2 separate regions of the Homo sapiens genome follow, and region 2 is linked to region 1. A link is an interaction called in ENCODE POLR2A ChIA-PET data of the cell type or tissue named here. Cell type or tissue: GM12878. All regions are shown on one strand. Each heading gives the region's core, and the rest is flanking DNA. Links, peaks and the distances in the headings are about the cores only.

Region 1 (4,406 bases), core at 73-4,072:
GGTGAAGTAATTACTTTTGTATTCTTTTTCCCCTTAAATGGCAGCTGCAGCTCCATTCATTTTTCTTGGGACAGTACCATTAATTCAGGCAAATAAGTCATGCTCAACAGGGGTTTCATCTCTCACACCTTTGATTCCCCATTGCATTGTGTTTATACTTACAGCACTTACTAAATTTTGCCCTGTAATGGGGTAATCTGCACACTTCTCTTGTCCCAACTAGCAAGCGAGGGACTATTTTTATTCTTTATCATAACTCTTACATAGCTCAGAGCCTTGCACCAAATTAACACTCAGTAATATTCACTAGCTAGAATTGAACTAAACTGCCATTCAATAAATCTCTGAAGTATTATTCTGCATTTTAGGTCATAGGTAAATACATATCTCGGTAGGAAACTTAGGAAAGCTGGAGTTCACACTGAGAAAGTCGTGAGAGATGAGTTTGGAGAGATTAAGTAGGCACGGAGTTCCTTACAACTTAAGGAACTTGGATTTTATCCTAAGATGATAGAATGAATTTATCACAAAGGAGCAGCATTTTCATATTTGTGTTTTTGGAAAAATTAGCCTGAGTGCTAGTTGAAAACTGAATTATAGAGAGTCATTACTGAAGCAGGAAGCTGGTGGCAGGGGCGAATTACAGAACAGTCATTGTGTCTGAGTTTTGCAGTCTTTGTAATTGGGAGATTAGTGGGATCACTGTCCAAACAACCAAAGGATGCACAATAGGGCAAGATATGAAGGTAAAAATGGTGAATTTAATTTTTTAATTTTTTTCTTTTTTATTAAAGTATTAAACACAATATACTAATGTATGTAAAATGCTTTATTCTGAAATGTACAGCTTGATGTATTTGTACATTTGCATATACTAACGCAATGGCTACCAAGATCAAGATTGAGAACACTTCCAGAGCTTCTCATGCCCTTTCCTAAGCAATAACTTATTAACCACAAAAAATAGTAATTTTATAGTGAAAATCTGACAGATACCACCTTAGCCAAGCTATCAAAGTTAACATCATCAAAATGAGACAAATTGACATCATGTATTTCCTGATACGATGCACTGCAAAGGGCAAAGATGGCCACAAGTTCTTTGACACTTTTCCCATACTGCGGTTTATGTTCCCTACACTTGAATCAAGGCAGACTTTGTGACTACTCTGACAAATAGAATAAAGAAGTGATGCTTTGCCAGTGTCTAAGCCCAGGCCTAAAGAAGCTGACAGGCCAGGCACAGTGGCTCATGCCTATAATCCCAGCACTTTGGGAGGCCGAGGTAGGTGGATCACCTGAGGTCAGGAGTTTGAGACCAGCCTGGCCAACCTGGTGAAACCCTGTCTTTACTAAAAATATGAAAAATTAGCCAGGTGTGGTGGCCGGCACCTGTAATCCCAGCTACTTGGGAGGCTGAGACAGGAGAATCACTTGAACCTGGAAGGCAGAGGTTGCAGTGAGCCGAGATTGCATCATTGCACTCCAGCCTGGGCAACAAGAGCGAAACTCCATCTCAAAGGAAAAAAAAAAAAAAAAGCAGCAGCAGCAGCAGCTGACCTGACAGTTTCACTTTCTTTGTTCTGTAATGTTTGTTTTTGAACCCAGCCAATCACTATGCTATAAGAAGCCCATGCCACATGAACAGGCTGCCTATAGATGCTCCAGTCTATAGCCTTAGCTGAACTCTCAGCCAACAAACATTATCAAATGCTGCCATAAGAGTAGGCTATCTTGAATGTCCCGCCCAGGTGAGCCTTCAGACGACAACAGCCCCAGCTGCAACTACATGAGAGATCCCAAGGGAAAACCATCTAGCTGAGCTTCAATGGTTCTTCAATCTGCAGAATCATGAGAGATAATAATGAATTGTTTTAAGCTGCTAGGTTTTGAGATGGTTTGTTATGGAGAAATAGATAACTGAATAGCAGCTAACAGTATAAAACTTAAGCTCCATGAGACTTGGAACTTTGTTATCTTCCATGCAGTATCCCCAGCCTCTAGATAAGTGCCTGGCACATAATGGGCATATCAATAAATATTTGTGATGAATGAACAACTGGTAATATTATTGATTTGAGAAAAGAATTTGAAAAGCCACTTATCTTTTAAACAGCTATTAAGCAAAGTTGAAATGTTTGCCTTCTTTTTGCTTAATAACTTGTGCAAGCAGAGAAAGTTTTAAAAAATGCTATTAATCTTAAATCTATATTCAGAAGTAGATTGCACATTTGACCTACCTAGAAATGGGTCTCTGAAAAAAATAGAATGTGGTAACCTAAATATTTAAAGGCTTTATTAAGAATGTTGTTTCGAGGCTTTACAATCTCTTAAATTGGGTCTTTAAAAAATATTGTCTTACCTTTTATTATTCCTCCAGAAATATCAGGGTTGGTGATGAAAGAAAAAGATGCAACAAAAGAACAATTTAAGAAGAGACAAGGTACTCTTTTTCTTTGGTGGTGTTGCAGGATTTCTGAGATATTTGTAAAGCAAAATGTAATAAATCAATCTCTCTCTCTATCCCCCTTTCTTTCTACAAGACGCATTTTAAATGGCTTTTCCCCATTTCTATGCTCCTTATCTGAAGCCATAGCATCAGTTCTGAGCCAGCACCAGAAGAGGAAGGACTAATATAGAAATGATTGAATAATGAATGGATAATGGCCTAAGGAGCAATAAGCAAAGTCAATCAGAGTTGAATACTCTATGACTCTATGCAAGTATTTCCCTACACCTAAAAATAATGTGAATAATAAATAGGAGCTCATTTGTATTGTTTCTTACATGGGCAATTAAAAAACAGCATCTGTTTCTATACTTGCCAAACCATATAAAGACATGGCAAATCATAATGCCATATACTGAAAACAATTAAAAGTAAAAAAGTAAAATTTAAATATTACACAATAACATACTGGTATGTTACACATAAACATACAAATCGCCTGGTTGTGTAACAGGATCATTGAAAAATGAAAGGAAATTAAAACTAATTCTAAAATACATGTAGTAATTATTATATAGTTCAGTTAAAGTATTAGGTGATTTGTGTTATGCTTACCCTGAAATGCAGGAAGACATTCAGAGAAAACTTTGGCTATGATATTCCCCATACAAAATGCTATAAAGCAGACACACATGGCAAAATTGCTCAAATATCATTAGCTCTAAATGGAATTTTTACTACCAAATACATATTAATCAATATTTATTCTTCTGGAAATAAAAAAGGTCCAAGGCTTATTTTAGAAATTGATCTATTTTTCCTCAGTGGCCCCTTCTATTTCCATATGTGGATGTCAATAATCCTATATATAAATTATTACTTTGCTTGCATTTCAACCATAAGCAGAGTTGATTGTCAGTCAGGTAACTTTTCTGTTTAAGAATTAGATAACCTTTCCAAAGGTTATTATCTCTCATGTAACTGAGGAATTTCCCTGCTCATCAACTCTACTGTCATCCATTTCATCTCAGGGATTACTTCTCAATTCCCAGGTACTGGCTTATCCCATTTTAACTAAATTCGTATTCCCAAATTATTCATCTTTACAATGACTTCCTTGTTACCTTTTTCCTCACAGGAAGCAGAGAAGGAAGGAATTTTGATGTTACCTACTATATATTTTACAATATCAATACACTGAAAAATACAGAACTCCAGCTCTGCTCAGGATTCTACTCTTCTAACTAGTGAGCCCCTCTTCTACAATTCTATTCACAAGTGCTCCCAAGATTTAGTTTTATTGTTGGGGCACTGACAGTGGCAAAAAAAAAAAAAAAAAAAGTATGGGAGTACCTGGAATTCGTGACCCAAATGCTCTGAATTTAAAGCATAAGGATTTATACCTAATACATAGGGATTTTTACATAGGGATTTATACCTAATAAGTGCTTCTGATTTTCACCATTCCTTCTAATAAGTAATACAGTCCTATTACTCCTGAAGCAGAAGAAATGGAGCATCCACACTAAAAAACAAAAAACAAAAAAACAAAAAAATACATTCCTTCTCTCAGACTGTTTCATAGATTGGTCTTTGTTGAGACAAAATAGTTATCAAACAATGAGTGATGGCTATTTGAGGTGCATAAAACCATTTTAATCCTTTATACTTGTTCTTTTCTTGTATATTTTCAACTTGTAGCCAACAGGCTATCTTTAAGCACAGCCCCAATTCAGGGTGCTTTGAGCCCTTCAGTTCAATCCCTCCAAGTATGGGTATTAGATGCCTCCTCATACTAAATGCTCAGGGCCCCACTCTCCTTTTCTTGAGATTATGGGTGTTTTGAGGGCATTGAGTAAATACAGAAGAGGGGATGTCCATACACAAGTATTTGGGGACGAAGCAAAGCCCCCCGGTACAGACAGGAATCATTCCTGAGTGATGGTGAGATGCTAAA
Region 2 (4,406 bases), core at 111-4,110, 59 kb after region 1:
TCCCTCTACACACACACACACACACACACACACACACACACTCTGTACATACACACACATATATGCACATACATATACACATATACACATACCAGCATATAGACACATATGCACACACATATATACACATACATACACACACATGCCTATACATACACACATACATTCTAACCACCTATCCTGGGGTAAAGGACTGTGATAGGGCCATTATTCTTTTCCTCAAAATGGATTTGGCTTATGGTAAATGCAGAGTTCATATTCCTCTAGAACCAGCTCTTAAAGGGTTGGTCTCTTGGTGTCATTCACACAAGACCTGTGCGGTAATATGATATTTACTTCTATTTCCAAGAAGAAGTAAAAAAAAAAAAAAAACCTTATACTGTTCTACCAAGGAGATTTCTCACCCACACACAGGCTGACACCTGTTTTACTTATTACTGCTGACCCCCAATGTTGGATAACTTCACATCAGCTGTAAATCCCACAAACTGATTTAATTGGATTCCTCCACATTTTGTATGAGAAAGCAGAAGCCCAGGGAAACAAACTGGCTTGGCCAGTGAAACCCTTAGTAGCAGAGCCGGGACCAGGACCCAGGTCTCCGAGGTCTTGTCTTTACTGGTTGCTCTTCTTTGGCTTTGCGGCCCCTGTAGTGCCTCGCACAAACACATTTCATAAGCCTTCACTGCTTCCTTTTCCAGTTAAACACTTCGAGCTTCCTGCTTTTTTCTTTTGCCATATGCACAGACACTTGCCCCAGCCATCTGGGGAAGGGAAAAGTCATATCTGGCAGGGGAACGAGTGTGCAGATGCATTCTTTTTATAATTACTGAAAAGAAGGTTGTTGGAGGTATGATTTATTTAGCCAGCTTCTTCAGATCTAGATTCAAAAGCTGTTCTCATGTTCAGAAAATATTTTATTTTGTACAAAACTCTCAGGACATTAATTCCTTCTCAACCTGTGGTCTCATTTTTCAGCATGTGCCTCTCACTGAAAGCTAGTTCACCACCAGCATTAATTTGACCCCCAGCTGTATTCGTTCCCTGTCAGTTCTTGTCCTCCAGGCTGTTGCTCATCGTTATATCAAAGATGGGAGCAACTGGAATTAGATGCCTGTGATTATTAAGACGGTAATTACTGATCATGCTGACACCAGTAATATTAACTGGTGTTTAAATAATTTAAAATGTTACCTATGAGGCATGCATGAATTCAAGGTATCAGAATAAAAGGCACTATCTAAAAGAGCCTAGGCAAGAATAAAATATTTGTTCTTGTTTTATTCAGATATTCTGGCTTAAAATGCTATGCAAGGATGATGGACTTCCTCTAGTTTAAACAGTTGTTTTTAAGTTTCTTTACAATAGACCTACATAATATGGTTCTAAGGAATGCTGTTTGTGGGGAACAAATTAGTTTTATTAGATTTCTCAAGTCATTAACATAACTTAATAACTTAATATTCTACTACAATGGCCCCATCTGCCATATGGGTTTTATGAGTTTGATGATGCTATATATTCATATTGTACTTCATAGTTCAGGAAGTACTTGCCAACTCATCATGTCATTTAGTCTTAAAAGTATTGTGGGGGATGTAGGTTTACCTCTGTCTTAATGGAGAAATAAATGTTGGCTCAGAAAGGCTATATTACTTGTTCAAGTTGCATGAGTAATAAGTTGTGAGGTTAGAAGACGAGATTTGTTGGTGACTTCACAACACTTTCCAAATCTGTGAAGTGACAGTAAACTGTACACCATAGCCTTGCTGTACTTGGGAAAATAAAAGAAATACTGTCTTCTTTGGTGGAATCTTCTGAATCTATTCTTCATCGAAGAATAAACAGTCTTAGGAAGGAAAAGAGCTTTTCATGGACTTACAAGAGCTTTTCTTTATTGGAAGAATGATCGTCTTTACTCTTAAATTTATAATTCTAAGAATATAACATGACGTTGACAACTCTTTATTTTTATAGATGATTAAAGTGTATGAGTTCTGCCATTTATGAGATAATTCCAATGTGCTGTGCTGAATTTCTAGGTCTCTTGTTATAAACTACTTAAAATATTTTTGTTTTAATTTGGGAAGCATTTCCTTGAGAGGTTGGATGCAGCTTCCATTACTTAATTTTTATTTATTGTTGTTTTTAAACATCATCATTTAATCCTAGCACATGGCTGTGCCAGCCCTTTATGCTAATTGTGGATAGTGCATGGCAGGGATAATGCTAACACTGTCTGTTGCTTACCATGATGCCACATAACTCAAAACCATGCTTCTTTTGAAGAGTTGCAAAACCACATCCAACTCCCTTAGAGCAGAAATCCCAGCCTGTACCCTAAGACTGGGGCATGCCTGTGGGGCAGGCCCTTTCAGAGATCACAGACCTTGTGGAGAGAATAAAGGTGCACACACTTAGTTCTAGCCCAGTGGGCCAGCGTCAGAGCAAAAGTTTAATTTCCAAGTGCAGCACAGTGCCTACCACTCAATTGTCCCTTCACCCAAGCCTACTCAGACTCAAGACCAAGTCCTAGAAAGAGAGGGGTGCTTTAAAAAGGGTAGGAAAAAAAATTTTAAGCATTGTTTTACTGAAACCCCTATGGGATCCTGAGTGCACAACATTGGTGACTTGGGCAGCACTGGCACTTAAAATTTTGGTCATTGTAGGAAATGGCATTCTTGGGCAGTGTCTTCTTCAGAGAAGTGGGTGGTAGCTTCCCGGGGGAGTCACAGGCTTTAGAGCCATGTTCAGTGCTTTTGGCATGAACCTGGGCCCCGTTGGTGTCTACATCAGTAGATTCAGAGGCTGGCATTGTTGTACAGTGTGGAATAATGAGAATGTGGAGGCTGACAGGGTGATTATGGTTTTGAGAGTTAGTGAGACAAACCCTGGAACTGAGGAGCTGGTCTTCATTGTGTAGTTAAAGTTTCTGCAGTTATGGGTGTGGGGTATAAGGCCAGACAAGGATGGTTTTTAACTTTTTCTGGGGTCTTAGCTTTTACTTAAATGGCTGGGATATAAGGGTTTACATGAATGATAAGATGAGATTCATCTTGTTTCATGGAAAAATATTCACTTTACCAAAGAAGTATCAACAGGATTAGTAAGCTTTTAGATATTCAAAATATGAGTTTATTTAGGAAAAAAATATTTTAAATATTTTGTTTTAAGTGATATCTCCTTTTAGACCAATCTAACCATTAAGAATAGATATATAATATCTATTTTCAGTTTCTGGTAAAAGAATTTTTTAACGTGAATCCTTCATCTGGATCCCATTTGTGGTGCTCAGTTTTTTAAAGCACTTATTATCTCGTGGCACACCATATCACTTACTTATTTGCCATGTTTATTGTTTGTCTGTCTTCTTGTGTAGACAGTTAGCTCCACAGGGCAGGCATTTTGTCTGTTCTGTTCACTGATATGTCCCAAGAACCTAGAAGTGCCTGGATATGGTGACCACTAAATAATTACTTGTTGATTCTTAAGTCAAGAATCTGTCACTTCACTGCTATGAGCTAGGAATTATTGTAATTGTTTTGTGAGAAATAGGTAGTGAGGAACAAGGGCCTGGATAATTATTTTATAATATTGATAATTGGACAAGTATGGGAGAAAGCACGGTAGTGGCAGGCCACTTCTGAATTTGTAATTTTCATCTTATGTTTTTGCCATTTTTGCCAATCCTGCTCCAACTAGACCTAAGGTAGATCCTAATGAGATAACAGCTCTTATATTCCCATCTTTCCCTTTACTATTCCTCTGGATTGGCTGATTGTTTTATACTCTGGTTACTTAGGGGGAAAAAAGTGTAAGGGTTAACAAATGAGAAATGATGGTAAAAGAAAAACAAAGGGAACGGCCATAAAATGAGCTGTGAATTGTAGAAAAATATTGGGTTCTATATACTTATTAACAGTGGGCACATATTTAATTCTAAACTTCCTTAGTAGTCATTGTGAAAAAAGCAGCTTGATTACTTTCTTGATTTAAAGCATTTGTAAATGTTAAAAGAAATTTATCTGGGAGGCCATTAGGCTGAGACGGCTCCAGCACCTTGGGTTCCTACCTAAGTAAATGAAACCAGTGTTAATAGTAAAATGAAACAAACATAACCAGCTGAAATCATCAACTAACCACTAACTGGGGACTTTCCACCAATCATATCCAAATAAGGCAAACACCTAACTGTAGCCAATCAAGTAATTTCTTAGTTTTGCTTCTGCATTCAACCTGTGTAAGCCTGAAGCTCACGCTGCACAGCTGAGTTCTCTGAACCTCCTCTGGTTCCAAGTGATGCCCAATTCATGAATTGTTCATTGCTCAAATAAACTGTTATATTTAATTTGTCTAAAGTTTTTATTTTAACATAAATAAGACACAACCACATGTTAGGAACATCG

The links. ChIA-PET counts read pairs that join two places held together with the same protein. Peaks named below come from ENCODE experiments on the same cell type or tissue, not always from the same donor. Only the 100,000 strongest peaks of a DNase experiment are listed, where the experiment ranks them.
Region 2: POLR2A ChIA-PET joins it to region 1 with 5 read pairs; 3 of 35 experiments call an interaction of 5 or more read pairs at or near these places.

The regions. Positions count from the first base shown.
Region 1 is chr6:96,883,807-96,888,212 of GRCh38, forward strand. No RefSeq gene overlaps it. Among named protein-coding and RNA genes, the nearest start is that of NDUFAF4, 12 kb to the right of the region's middle. RefSeq lists an enhancer at 1,447-1,546. In GM12878, for the core only: no CTCF peak of the experiment used is centred there; a DNase peak (open chromatin) is centred at 1,608; H3K4me3 peaks cover 251 bases.
Region 2 is chr6:96,943,030-96,947,435 of GRCh38, forward strand. All of the region lies in intron 1 of KLHL32 (kelch like family member 32), which reads left to right. Among named protein-coding and RNA genes, the nearest start is that of KLHL32, 21 kb to the left of the region's middle. In GM12878, for the core only: no CTCF peak of the experiment used is centred there; no DNase peak of the experiment used is centred there.